Regions from separate parts of the Homo sapiens genome. Here region 1 is linked to region 2. A link is an interaction called in ENCODE POLR2A ChIA-PET data of the cell type or tissue named here. Cell type or tissue: A673. All regions are shown on one strand. Region 1 overlaps TSPAN4 (tetraspanin 4). Region 2 overlaps GATD1-DT (GATD1 divergent transcript).

The links. ChIA-PET counts read pairs that join two places held together with the same protein. Peaks named below come from ENCODE experiments on the same cell type or tissue, not always from the same donor. Only the 100,000 strongest peaks of a DNase experiment are listed, where the experiment ranks them.
Region 1: POLR2A ChIA-PET joins it to region 2 with 6 read pairs; 11 of 35 experiments call an interaction of 5 or more read pairs at or near these places.

Annotation. Positions count from the first base shown.
Region 1 is chr11:851,560-854,059 of GRCh38, forward strand. The region is part of intron 3 of TSPAN4 (tetraspanin 4); the gene reads left to right. Among named protein-coding and RNA genes, the nearest start is that of TSPAN4, 10 kb to the left of the region's middle. In A673, no CTCF peak of the experiment used is centred here; no DNase peak of the experiment used is centred here.
Region 2 is chr11:782,714-785,213 of GRCh38, forward strand. It overlaps GATD1-DT (GATD1 divergent transcript), which reads left to right. Exons shown (of 2, transcript NR_126343.1): 2 at 817-1,584. Among named protein-coding and RNA genes, the nearest start is that of CEND1, 6.1 kb to the right of the region's middle. RefSeq lists enhancers at 394-1,081, 1,082-1,769. In A673, a CTCF peak has its summit at 1,062; a DNase peak (open chromatin) is centred at 1,078; H3K27ac peaks cover 718 bases.

The DNA of each region.
Region 1 (2,500 bases), 69 kb after region 2:
GAGTGTGACCCAAGGAGGCTCTTGGCCCAGACATCCACCTCCAGAAGGGGTCACCCAAGGGTTTGTTTTCTGCAAGAGGCTCTGGAGGGGTGAGGCCCAGGCCTGAGGGGCGCCTTGGAGGTAGGGGTGGTGGGAGGTGTGGGTGTGGTCTGGAGCTGGTGGGTGTGGGGGGTGGGCTGCAGGTGGCTGAGTGACCAGAGTGTTTCTGTGACGGGGGGACGGGGCAGAATGACTGAAGGGCAGTGGGTGTGGGGGCCCGGCAGGCAGGCAGGCAGGTCCTGGGAGGGGAAGCCCTCTCTCCTCTCCACCCTCCTCCTGTCCTCCGTGGCCTGGACACCTGCCTTCAGGGAGAAAGAAGAGGGTCCTTTCCCAGGGGGGGTCTCTCTGCTCTGAGAGCAGCCCGCCCTCATGGAGGACCCCCAGGTGGACCTCTCTTTGCTCTGTGAACCCCAGAGAAGCCTCCATTCCTACCGCATGGCAGACACACTCCCCCATCCTCAACCTGGGAAAGAACACACAAGGAACCCCCTTGGGACCCTATTCTGGGCTGGAAAATGCAATTCTCTCTTTTTTATCTTTGTTTTTTGAGATAGAGTCTTGCTCTGTCGCCTGGAGTGCAGTGGCGTGATCTTGGCTCACTGCAACCTTCCATCTCTGGGGTTCAAGCGATTCTCATGCCTCAGCTTCCCGAATTGCTGGGATTACAGGCGCGCATCACCACGCCTGTCTAATTTTTGTATTTTTAGTAGAGACAGGGTTTCACCATGTTGGTCAGGTTGGTCTCGAACTCCTGACCTCGTGATCCGCCTGCCTCGACCTCCCAAAGTGCTGGGATTACAGGCGGCCCCAATTATTTTTTATTAATCAATCACCACCTTCCCGCCAGTCCAGCAAACTGGAGCCCCGCTGGCTTCATACACCAGCCTTGGCCCCCCCCAACCCTGGGCTGGTGCCCAGTGGGGGTCTAAGGGTGGGGGCGGGGCAGGGGAAATAAGAATGAGTGGGGGTTTTGCCAGGAGAGTCTGTCCCGGGCTGATGTCCACGCCTGCTGTGCCCTGAGTCACTGTGAGCTAAGCCCTCTCCTCCTGGCGTGAGGCTATTTCAGGAGTCAGGCCTAGCGCTCCCCTTCCCCAGGGCTCCTTTCCTTTTGGGGGTGCCAGCCCCCTGTTGTCGGGGCTTTTGCCGCCCACTCCATTTCCTACTCGTTGGGAGACCAGGGGATACAACCTGGCCTCCTCCTCCTCCTCCTCCGTCTTCTCAGGGGCGAAGTTCAGGGGTTAAGGTGGTGGGAGGGACGTCCCCCCGGCGGGACCTCAAGATCCCCGCGTGTGTCTGTCCTGACCCCCCGCTGCCGGAGTCCTGCTGGGCCTGTGGGGAGGGCATGGGGGAGCCCCAGTGGGCAGCCAGTGACCAGAGCCGTGGGCAGTGGTGGGAGCCGGGGTGGGGTGAGGAAAGTTGTGTGTGACTGGGGGGCTGTGCCCGTCCTGGGTGTGGCTGTGGGTGTGGGGGCAGGGGCTGAGCCCTGTAAGTGGTACAGGTGCGGCCAGGGCACTGGGAGGGGTTGGGGGGCTGGGAGTGGGGTCCCATGCCTGGCTCGTGTGCGGTGGTCAGGGTGCAGCTTCCCTCTGCCCCCAGCTTGCCTGGCTGCCCCTTAGCTTTGCTCTCCTGTGCCCTTAACCCCAGCCTGGCACCCCTCTCTCCCACCTTTGCCTCCATGTTCTCCTCAAAGCCCCCCTTCTTCCAAATGCAGACCCTCCAAGGCCCTCACAGTACTCCTGGCTTCCAAGGTCTCTTTGGGTCCAGGCCTGAGCCCCCCTCCACACCCATGGTCAGGCTAGGGCCCCTGGTCACTGACGGCCTGGGGCAGCCTGGGGGCCTACCTGGGAGGGGAAGGGAGGGGCTCGCTCCAGAAGGCTGATTGACGTATTTCTTTACAGCGTTGGTTCGGATTTCCCAGGCAGGCATCTTTGCTGGGGTCTGGGAGGGTGGGGCTGCTGGCAAGAGTCTGTGCTCAGAGCCTCCAGCTTTGGGTGGAGTGGGGAGGGTTCCTGGGGCAGCCAGGGTGGGGAGGTAGGATGTGTCCTGGCCTGGTGGTGGGGGACCCGGTGGGGCCTTCAGAGTTCAGAGCACTGGTGCCAACTCCTAACCCCATGGACATCTGGGGACATGCTACCTGCCTTCAGCAAATAGAGGCCCTCACCCGGTGATGGCAGCTCCGCTGGGGCACAGCCACTGAGCCTTCCTTTGAGCCCTCCCTGCAGAGGTTGGGGAGTGGGAAGCAGGCTGCCTGTGGTGGGGCCGGGGTGTCTCCTGGGAGCCTCATTCCGGGGGAGGCTGGGTGCAGGGCCCGTGAGCCTGAGCGAGGTGTCCTGGTCCAAGGCAGGTGCCGACACAGACACAGGTTAGCAATGGTGAGGGCGTGGGGGGCTCTGCTGCCCTGGGACCCCCACCTTCAGGCCTCTGTGCTGCCTGGTCAGCTCAGCTGCTGCCAGCGACACTC
Region 2 (2,500 bases):
TGATCAGCAGCCTCACCAAGAATGCACTAGGGTGGGAGTCCCGGGAGAGGAGTCGCACCCTCTCAGCAGTGGGGAGGGGATGCTGGAGAGGAAAACAGAGAAACCTCCCCCTAGCTCACCCCGTTCTGCACTGGGTGATAAATACTACGTGCACCCTAGGAAGCCACGTGTGTCACTGGCTGCTAACACGAGGATGGGGGACTTGAGATGCTGGTGCAGGTTCCCAGCAAGGCTCAGAGCTGCGGGTCTCCAGGGAGTTCCCGCAGAGCCTGGGGGGCACAGCCTGCCTCAGACAGTCCCCGGACCCCAGACCCGTGGACACCTCTGTCCCCAGAGATGATGCTGCGCGTTGGAGCTTTCCTGCTTTTTTCCCGTTTTCCAGATTTCCTTATAAGCGATTTGACTTCACAGCGTGACCTTTTTATATACATTTTATATCTGGTATTTGTTTAGACCTTAGAAGTGTTCTGAGGCCGGGCGTGTGGCTCATGCCTGTGATCCCAGCACTTTGGGTGGCTGAGGTGGACGGATCACCTGAGGTCAGGAGTTTGAGACCATCCTGGCTAACGTGGTGAAACCCCGTCCCTACTAAAAATAACAAAATTAGCCGGGCGTGGGGGTGGGCGCCTGTAGTCCCAGCTACTCTGGAGGCTGAGGCAGGAGAATGGCGTGAACCCGGGAGTCGAGATCGCGCCACTGCACTCCAGCCTGGGCAACAGAGCAAGAGTCCGTCTCAAAAAAAAAAAAAAAAAGTGTTCTGTAATAAAAGTGAACTGATAAGTTCTGGGCATCCCTGAGAATTTGTTTTCCTTTCAGAAAGTTTCCTACACTACTGAGGTTTAGGGGCACTGTGAAGCAAAAGCCACGCCTCAGAATCCCAGGCGGAGACTCCGACCTCGTCCCGGGAGGGAAGCCAGTAGCTGAGCACCTGCGGGAGATTAAAGAGAGGAATAAGGAGGTGAGTACATGACAAAGAGCCACAGTCGCAGGCGGTGGGGCCTGGCTCAGAACAGGCTGTGCTGGGAAGCGGGAGCAGGAGCTGGCGCCGCCTTGCGGGCTGGCAGAGGACCATCCACTCCCTGGCGCTGGGGCCGTCCCATCTCATGGGCAAGAAACGTGAGACCCCTGGCTCGCTCCACACACAACCTAAGTGCCAGATGGATGAGACGCCTACGCGTGAGTAAATGCCAGGAACATGAGACTCGAACGTGGCAGGATATCCTTCTGCCCACGAATCTAAAAGCTTACTCGGTAATGGGAGAATGGTTCCAATTTGATAAACTCGGGTTTTTGGAACGTCTGTGCTCCAGAAACACTGGAAGGCAAGTGGCTGCTGACTGGAGGAGATAATTGGATGCTGCAAGCGGCAAAGGGCTCGGGATGCAAAACACCGCAAGAAATGCAACAAGTGAGGAGCATTCCCGCAAAGAAAAAACGCACAGGCCGAGAGCAGTGGCTCACGCCTGTAATCCCAGCAGTTTGGGAGGCCGAGGCAGGTGCATCGCTTGAGGACAGGAGTTCGAGACTAGGCTGGCCAACATGGTGAAACCCCATCTCTACTAAAAATACAAAAAAAAAAAAAAAATTAACCGGCTGTGGTGGCGAGTTCCTGTGGTCCCAGCTACTCGGGAGGCTGAGGCAGGAGAATCGCTTGAACCTGGGAGACAGAGGTTGCAGTGAGCCAAGATCGTGTCACTGCACTCCAGCCTGGGCAACAGAGTGAGACTCTGTCAAAAAAGAAAAAAAAAATTGCACAAATGGCACAAAGAGGAAAAATCAAATGGTGAGACCCAAATAGCCAGGAGCTTTCTTTCTTTTTTTTTTTTTTTCTCCTTTCCTTTTTTCCATCCTTTTATCAGCCATAAAAAGGAAGGGAAGGTTGGGCTGGGCACAGTGGCTCATGCCTGTAATCCCAACGCTTTGGGAGGCCAAGGTGAGTGGATCACCAGAGGTCAGGAGTTCGAGTCAACCTGGCCAACATGGTGAAACCCCATCTCTACTAAAAAATACAAAACTAGCCGGACGTGGTGGCGTGCGCCTGTAATCCCAGCACTTTGGGAGGCTGAGACAGGAGAATCCCTTGAACCCAGGAGGCAGAGGTTGCAGTGAGCCAAGATTGCGCCACGGCACTCCAGCCTGGGCGACAGAGCGAGACTCCGTCTCAAAAAATAAAATAAAAAGGAAGGGAAGTTGAATAGACTACAGCATGGGTGGACCCTGAGTGAAATAGGCCAATTGAAAGGACAGATGTTACACGATACCATTTATCTGCAATGCTAGATTTGGGAGAGCCATTGAGGCAGAAGATAGGTGGTGGGTGCCCGGGGTTAAGGGGAGGGGACGGGGAGTCCATGTGTAATGGGGACAGAGTCTCTGGAGGGATGACGCATTCTGGAGGTGGACGGTGGTAATGGATACGCATGATGCTGCTGAACTGTGCACTTCAAAATGGTTAAGACAGTAGATTTTGTGTTTATACAATAAACCCAGAAAAGATGTA